Regions from separate parts of the Homo sapiens genome. Here region 2 is linked to region 1. Evidence: chromatin contacts called from ENCODE Hi-C data. All regions are on one chromosome and are shown on one strand. The core of a region is the stretch at or near the end of the contact, and the rest is flanking DNA. Distances in the headings are between cores, read along the strand shown.

Region 1 (4,357 bases), core at 184-2,683:
AAAATTTAATTGTTGCCTTTCCAACTGTTAGGCATTTAAATTATGTTCAGAGAATATCAGAGAATAGTCACCTGCATACAACTATTTCCTTTCAATTTAAAATAATACCGAACAGCAAGCAATATGAGCACGGGGATGGTGTGTCACTTTACGCTGGTCATTGCATTTCCAGTCCCTAAATCGGTGAATTGGAGGTGCTCAGTTATTACTTCTGGATTTTCCGAATGAATGGAATCCTATATTTTGAACTATGCTGCAAAATTGTTTTACAAAATGACTTGCTTTAATATTTATTAAAACTAGCAATGTATGAATATACTAGTTTCATCATGTGCTCATTAAAACTATATATTTTATTGATTTAAAAATACTTCATTATTTTTATATTTTTCTTATATAGATTGTAATTTGCATTTCTTTGGTAATGAAGTTGAATATATTTTCATGGATGTTGTCTAATAATATTTGCTCTATTTCTAATTGTTGGTTCAGATGAGGGAAATAAGATTCTGGGATGTTGGATGATAATCAAGAAATATGCACTTAAATGAAATTAGTCAAGCATCAAATCTCTTTCTGATACATTAAAATATGATCTCTACCATGACACCTCAAGCATAGTTAATTTTTTAAGCAAGTGTTTTGATTAATTTAGCTCACAATGTGTATATATGCGAGACTCTCAAGTTAAAATATTTATGGCTTGTCCTCTGTAGAAATTATAAATACATTATTCTTAAATCCCAGATTTTCATAGATTTAATTTAGTTGAATTGTCAGTGATTTTGCTCATGTTAGTAATAACCAGTAATTGCTGACTATTTTAATTCAATAAATTATTTTCTAAAATTTTAAAATGTTTTAAAATTACTTAAAATGTTTTGAGACTTAAGAGGTTTTTATTTATAGGTTAGAATCCCTCCCACTACTTATATATTTTGAGTCAGTTGTATTTTGCAAGTCACAGAGTAATTTCTGAATATTAAATATATCTTCACAGAAAACACAAACAACTTTGGGTGCTGGGGAAGAAGAATTAGCTTCTTTTAGAAGGATTTTATGGACATTGGGGCTAATAACTTTCTGCAAGTAGGTTTAAAGAGGGCTAGAATTGCAAAAATGTATGGCAAATAACGCTTTAACGTCTACCCTAAAGTTAGTTTACTTCATCATTGCTGAGATATTGAGGAAAAATTATAGTTTCATTAATAAGTTGGATGTTGCTTCTAAGTGCTTAATTTCTAGTACTTTTTGACAAATGTATTTTATGTGAAGCATATTTAAATCTGGTGTACTAGAGTTAGGGCAATAAGGCCAGGTTTAGCTAGAGGGAGCGCTGAGATTGTCTCATCGAGGGGAGCTGGTTTTAAACACCTTCCTCAGGATGATGCATGCTCCGTGGCCCTCATATGACACACCCTGCTGGGGTGACTACAAAGAGCTGAGTCACCAAAGCTCCGATCCTCACTTCTCAGTGAAACTCCTGTCAGTTGCAGTCAGGAATGATGGAATACTATCTGTAATGTTAATATTTGAGACACTGATCATAGGTTTTCGAGGGGGTCATAATTTGTACAAATATACACATGCATACACACGTATGTATACTTGTTTTCATATGGCAATATACGTGTCTCCTGTTATTCTTTTCCTGAGAACTAATGTTTTTTCTAGATGTTTGTGACAACATCACACGTATCAAGTAGGTAGTGCCGAAAAGGAGCCTGTTCCCAGCCAGGAACCGGCCACAGTAACAAAGCGGGCTGCCGTTTTCGAAAGCTTTAAGCACCTAATCTCCAGAGTGTTGTGATTGTACTCCCCCTCTTGTTTAGGCTTGGAATCATCAGTATTCATGCAGTTCGCAGAAATTCTGTGTAAAATACAATATTAATATTAAAGTATAATACATTATACCACGGCTTCTCTACAAGGCATGCTGCTTCTACTTTATTTCGTGGAATAGTTCTTAGGTTAATTTGTCAGTTGAGATTTGAGACTCTGAAAAAGAAAGATGGGGTTTTAGAGAGAATCCGAACAGTTAAAATACATCGTCCTCTGGTGTCCTTCTGAGGTATTGCCAGTGGGAAGACTTTCAGAAACCTGAATAATGAAGGGAAGGAGGAAAGAAAAGGATTGATGGCGTTTTTTCCTTTAACTGAATAAATTTTAACAATAATTAGCTTATTTCTAGGGAAGGACCTGGTGAGGGGTTCTTATGAGGAATAAAGAAACGTCTTTATTCTTATCTCACTCCTTAGGTTTTTGTTGTTGTTTTGAGACGGAGTTTCGCTCTGTTGCCCAAGCTGGAGTGCCATGCGCGATCTCGGCTCACAGTAACCTCCGCTTCCCAGGTTTAAGCGATTCTCCTGCCTCAGTCTTCCCAGTAGCTGGGATTACAGGCGTGTGCCACCACGCCCAGCTAAATTTTTTTTTTTTTTTTTTTTTTGTATTTTTAGTAGAGACAGGGTTTCACCATGTTGGCCAGACTAATCTCGAACTCCTGGCCTCATGTGATCCGCATGCCTCTGTCTCCCAATGTGCTGGGATTACAGGTGTGAGCCACCGCTCCCAGCGTAGATTTTGTTGTTATGGTTCGTGTTACTGTTGTTTTTCCTCAGCCTTGAGCCAGTTATTTTCTGCTCAAAACGTTCGACCCTATATCTTTTGGCCTCAGAGAGCAGTAAGTGCAATCAGGGTGTAATCGAACAGATATCTGTGGTGCTCCTTCTATGTGTCATGTACTGTGTTAGGTACTAAAAGAAAGATGGAGGGGATACTTGGAATTTTCTCACTTGCTCTCAAGTCTTTTCTGACTATCCAGGTTTTGCTGATTATTTAATCAAACTTGTTTTTTTCACAGACAACACGAACCTGCAAGTAATCATCCGACCAACTTCCTCTACTGCTTGGGAATTGCAGGCAAGTTCAAATTCTTCCCCCAAATTTCTCAGACTCCTCGGAGTTGTCTCAAATCTACTTGAGAATCGTTCTGTATTTCCACGTAGCCCATCTCCAGAAGCTACTGAAACACATGCATCAAAAGTCACTGCAAGTGGGAAAAGGGTCCCTGAATTCCTTCTGCGCCCCGCGCTGCTACATAAAGGGTCGTGTTGAGCCCTCGGTGGCAGAGATTTCAATCTGTTGTTTTAAAACTTATTTTATTTTCTATTTGCTTAGAGACTTATAGATGAGTCAACTTTCCTCTGCAGAAACTGAATCCTTGGTAGGATGAGGCATTCACTTAAATGAGGATCAGAAACTGGAAGAGGGGGTGGGAAAAGTCTGGAATGTTGGGTACTGTTCAGAAAACGCTGGTTGGGGAGAATGAAGAATTATGTGAAGCAGAGAGCAAGGAAGCATCATGAGGGCTCTGGACATTGCAACAGGAATGAGAGGATGCAAAATGCAGGGAGAGTGGTCAGTGCTGGAAAAGGTGTAACTATGCCAAGTGTAAGCTCTGGGTGTGGCAGTGTCATGGGGTGGCATCTCCCTCCCTCTACCCCAAGGGTTAAGTGGCCAGCAGTATCCCCAGGCCTGGGCCTGGTATTAGGGCATAGTTGTAATGGACAAAGTAATAACCAGAGGCAGTGCCCTATGCAGCCTATTATTTAGCATTAAAGGATCCAGGACTCAGTTATTAAATCCAAATAGAGAAAACCAAAAGGGACTGGGATCTGAAGCAAAGTGAATCAGAGACTGAAAGAGCAGCTGCCCTAATAAATGCAAGTATGGAAGAAATTCACAGAGCCAAGTTTCCACACCCACCGTGTTTTATGTTTGTTTGTTTGTTGTTTGGTTTGGCATGCTCATGGCCTATGCCACTGTATAGGAAACTGACATCCTGCAAATGAAAATCATATCCCCAATTCAAGTTGGTTCAGAGCCCAAAGATCCCCAGAACACTGGGTTGAATGATGCAGTAAAGTATTTTGAAAATTAGTCTGCTTTTCTCCACCTGCACATCCTCTCCCTCTTTGTAGCTTGGAGACCCATACACAATTCCAGAATCCTACAATTATTATTTTAATTAATTTGAGATGAACTAGTTCACAATACATTCTCATTATGTTCTCTGAAATCACTTCTGTTTATGTCTCTACTATAGCCCTTGTTGGAGTTTTGTTAGTTGTTTTTGTATCTACTGTTTTCATTTGTTATTAGAGCCCCTTAAAAGCAGAGACCATGTCTTCTTATTTATTTTTGTATTATTAGTACTTAGCACAGGATGTGCCTGTGGTGTTTTTTAAAGGTGATTTATCAATATTTTGCTGAGTAAATGGATGAATTGATGAGTGATTGAGGTACATTGTAATAAATGAATTGTAGATAAACTGAGACCAGGTCAATTCATTTATAT
Region 2 (4,461 bases), core at 784-3,283, 490 kb before region 1:
TGAGTTTCCATTGTCCAGCACTCACGCTTCTTTTATTATGCATGTCCCTTTTGCTCCTGCTATTACAACTTCAGCTTTGGCCTGCTAGGGCCCAGACCTGAAGCCCCAGCTCATATGATCTATTGACACAAACATTCACTATGATGCCGGATACAGCAGCGTGGCCCTCTCAACTTCCATCCTGCCTTCCCTCCCACTGGAGAGATTGATTAGAAAGCTACATTTCCCAGGTTTCCTTGCAGTAGGGGTGTAGATATCAGTTAGATGCACCTGCACGAAGATGAATATGAAGGGAGTGTGTTTGTTTTCTTTTTGTTTTCCTCTTTGGGGAGTTTCTGCTATCCTAGGGAATCAGGCAGATACGAGATTTTCCTGAGGTGACATTCCAGTATCTATAGCTTCCTAGAGAATGCAGGTATGGGAGCAGAAATGGTCTGCTCTCTGGGTTTAAACAATGCATTCCTGAACTCATGGCTCCATTGGGCAGCTCAGATGTAGGAGCCCAGCTGATGAGTCAGCTCTGTATTATTCTGGGAGTCATTCCTGAATGCTTGGAATCTTTCAGGCTTTCCAGTGAAAATATAAGCACCCAATTCTCTGTGCTAAATTTCTTCCTACTTGAAGTTCCTGCACTGAACTACAATTGATATAACAACCCCTAACCTAATCAGAGAGAAAAAGGATCTGAAAGAGAGGACCCTAGCCTGTCCTATCGGCTCCCTGAGCATGAGACATCTACTCCTGGTTAATTTAATTTTGCTGGAGGCTGGTGGGGGACAGGAGCGGGTGGGGAGATGGGAACCACAATAAAGTGTGAGACAAGACTGTCTAAAAGAATATCAGGTCAAGGAGGCGATGATTGGCATCTCCACCATATAGTTCATGATGGGACCAGATTGCAGAGGTCGAGTCAGGAAGTGGCAAGAGATGGACCTGGAGGGATCAGCCCATGCAAGACCCTGTGGGGCATTTTAAGCCTCATGAAGAAATTTAGATCAACCCTAAGAACAACTAGAAGTTGGAGAAAAGTTTAAAACAACTGAAAGCCATTTAAGTATTTAGATTTTAGAAAAAATCTTGGCACCACTGTGGAGAATGGGCTTAGGAAAGCAAGAATGCCCACAGGAAGACCTGTTAGAGGCTATTGCAGCTCTTCCCGTGGGAGATTATAAGGTGGCCCGGATTTAGAGGGTGGTAATGGGGATGAGGAGGACTGAATGGAGGTACAAGGTTTTTAGTAAACATGGTCATCTGGAAAGAACTATACTTCTCCAACATATTCATAGGGGCAGAACCAAGTTTTGTGGGGCCTGATGTTTATAAAATTTGGGGGCTCTGTTTTAAAAAATAAGAATACAGGCCAGGTGCAGTGGCTCACACCTGTAATCCCAGCTTTTTGGGAGGCCGAGGCGGGCGGATCACGAGGTCAGGAGATCGAGACCATCCTGGCTAACATGGTGAAACCCTGTCTCTACTAAAAATACAAAAATTTGGCCGGGCATGGTGGCGGGTGACTGCAGTCCCAGCTACTTGGGAGGCTGAGGCAGGAAAATGGCGTGAACCTGGGAGCTGGCAGTAAGCCAAGATTACACCACTGCACTCCAGCCTGGGCGACAGAGTGAGACTCTGTCTCAAAAAAAAAAAAAAAAAAAGGTGAATATTTATTTTGATAAATTACAATTTTTAAAAAATTTAGACAGGGTCTATCTAGCTCTGCCACCCAGGCTGAGGTACAGTGGTGTGATCTCAGCTCAGTGGCATGAGCTCAGCTCACTGAAAACTCTGCCTCCCAGGCTCAGGCAATCCTACCTCAGCCTCCCAAGCAGCTGGGACTACAGACATGTGCCACCATGCCTAGCTAATTTTTGTATTTTTTGTAGAGAAAGAGTTTCACCATATTGTCCAGGCTGGTTTCAAACTCCTGGGCTCAAACGATCTGTCCGTCTTGGTCTCCCAAAGTGCTGGGATTACAGGCATGAGCTATCATGCCTGGCAGTAAATTACAAATGATAAAAAGCTGCCAAGCATTACAAAAATTGCATAATCCAGGAATTACCTGATACACTTCCATAATACTTTTTTCCCTTCATTTTTTGATTGCACACATTTTGATCTTTTTTTTGTAACACAATTTTTTTGTGACATTACTTTCTATATAAAGAAAATAAAAGAACCCAGTCTGTCCTCTAGCATGGCCCTCTGCCATGGCCCTGGGAGCTGTAGGACAAGTTCACACTGAGAGATAGCCTCTAGCCCTGTGCTTTTCCATCTTTGTGCCACGTGAGTGATAATGTGGGATATGCACGGCATGAGATGGCATAGTGAGGAGCAAGAGAATTCCTGGAAGTCTTTTCTATTCCAAGAGAGCTAGTGAGGGCTTAACTCTATATTAGTTAAGTGCTTGTGAACTATCCATGAGAAACCAAAACCAGGCCCAGTACAGTGGCTCACGCTTGTAATTCCAGCACTTTGGGAGGCCGAGGCAGGTGGATCACTTGAGGTCAGGAGTTTGAGAATGGCCTGGCCAACATGGTGAAACCTCATCTCTACTAAAAATACAAAAAAAAAAAAAAATTAGCTGGGCATGGTGGTGTGCACCTGTAATCTCAGCTACTCAGGAGGCTGAGGGAGGAGAACCACTTGAACCCGGGAGGCAGAGGTTGCAGTGAGCCAAGATTGTGCCACTGCACTCCAGCCTGAGTGACAGAGTGAGACTCTGTCTAAAAAAAAAAATACAAAAAAAAATTTTTTTTCTAACTTCACTGATCTTAAGTCAGATCCCAAATATTCCATGGCCACCCTTATGTCACATGACACAAAGGAAACAAGATGTTGCTGGCCAGGTGCAAAGCATTAGTGGTCTTAACTGATTGCAGTTATTTCATTTTAGCAAATTTTACAAAACATATCATTATATAAATGCATTGCTGGGTGCCTCCCAGGGTCTTGGAAGGGCTGGTGTGGGTGAGGGGCCCTGCAGCTTAAACTTCATTAGCTTCCTGATTAATCTGCTTCTGCACACATGAAAAAGGACTTATCTAGTTGAGTCTGGTGTCATTCCTAGTTCTTGGTTTAAAGCAACAGAAACCAACTCCAACTTGGAAACTGTAGTCAAGAATAACTCCCCAAATCCTGCTTTGAGCTAATCTAGCCACCCCTGAGCACATACCTAACAGTGTATATCTAGCAACTCTGACATTAAATATTTTGGCCAGAGCCACTGCCACCATCCTCACTGGAAGGTGGGGCCTGTAGATCCTGCTACTTTGTGCTACAGCTTCTGATGCAAAATCCAGGGTGCATGAACTGCTTGGCAGAGCCTGGTCCTAAGAGAAAAGGGAGTATCAGGCCTTTCCAGCTTCTGTTTAGGAGACAGGTTCTTCCTTGCAGAGGGGGATTCCCAACACAGGAAGGATCTTCTGATCCTGGGCAGCCTAGAAGAAAATAAAAGCCCGTGACAAGCTCTAACATGTCCACCTGAGCTGAAATATAATGAGTTCATCTTCAGAAGCTGAGCACAAGGTTTCGCATTTCAGTAAGCTTTCTGCTCCAGATTTTCCCTGAGTTATTCAGATTATTTAAACTTGGAAAGTAGTCATTTTCTGTGCAGTGCCCTCCTTATTGTCTGGCAAACAAGGGACATGTAATGAAAGCAGACCAGAGTTCCCAACCCAATAACTACTGCTTGTTGTCATGTATGATCAAGCAACTTTTTCTGACTTCATGGTATCAAAGGCAGGTTAATCTCAAGGAAAGGTTTAATCATTGAACAGCTTTTTGTTAATGCCCTCCATCCAAGGGTCATGGCAATCGGACTGAGAGAGATTTTTAAGTTAAAAATACTTTATTTGGAAAAATAGCTAATCAAAGGAAGAACAGTGCTCATTCCACGTAGCTGGGCAGTACAAAGACAGACATGGGCCAAACTAATAGATATGACATTGGTGTGATTTAAAGGGAGATGATAATTTGAACAGCCCCATCAGTTGCCCAAATGTACCTTTGAGCAAATTAGAAAAAGCTGCCCTTTCTTCAGGTTAGTATTGTCATATTCTGGAAGATTTGCTTTATAAATAAGCAAACTTCTGCTGTCTGCAAATGAGAATGACCCACTTAGAGTTGTACTGTGTCCAAATTGCACAATGGTATATGGCAGCCCTAAGTATGAAGAAGTTTTCTTCAAATTTATATTTATTATATATACAATCTGATAGAAGCATTAAGCAAACAACTTTTAAGACAGTACTTTTTACACATGATTTACCACCTCAACCTATTAGTTATTTTCAGTTGTTCCAAGTTTCCTTCCAGTCTCTACCAATAGGCGCATATATTTTAAGAAAGTATTGTAATAGTAATGAGTATGCAACTTTCTGTATGCCACTTTGATTCTCCCACTTAAAATAATTGGAAAAACATTTTCTTGCATTGCTACATTGTCTTTCTTTTAATGATTTATCA

What was found. Hi-C counts contacts between places; a loop is a spot of excess contacts on that map. Pooled maps may share reads with other maps.
Region 2: a map of aorta shows a loop between it and region 1 (3-fold over the local background). The contact joins two enhancer-like sites. A Hi-C loop is called at or near these places in 1 of 168 maps with a recorded cell type or tissue (aorta) and 9 of 50 pooled maps.

Annotation. Positions count from the first base shown.
Region 1 is chr6:133,566,752-133,571,108 of GRCh38, reverse strand. It overlaps TARID (TCF21 antisense RNA inducing promoter demethylation), which reads left to right. Exons shown (of 9, transcript NR_109982.1): 5 at 2,861-2,919. Among named protein-coding and RNA genes, the nearest start is that of EYA4-AS2, 110 kb to the right of the region's middle. Within about 2 kb of position 1,433, at least 12 of the 41 ENCODE cell types and tissues checked have a DNase peak (open chromatin) inside an H3K27ac peak, as active enhancers do.
Region 2 is chr6:134,056,628-134,061,088 of GRCh38, reverse strand. No RefSeq gene overlaps it. Among named protein-coding and RNA genes, the nearest start is that of SLC2A12, 6.2 kb to the right of the region's middle. RefSeq lists enhancers at 1-64, 65-729. Within about 2 kb of position 2,033, at least 4 of the 41 ENCODE cell types and tissues checked have a DNase peak (open chromatin) inside an H3K27ac peak, as active enhancers do.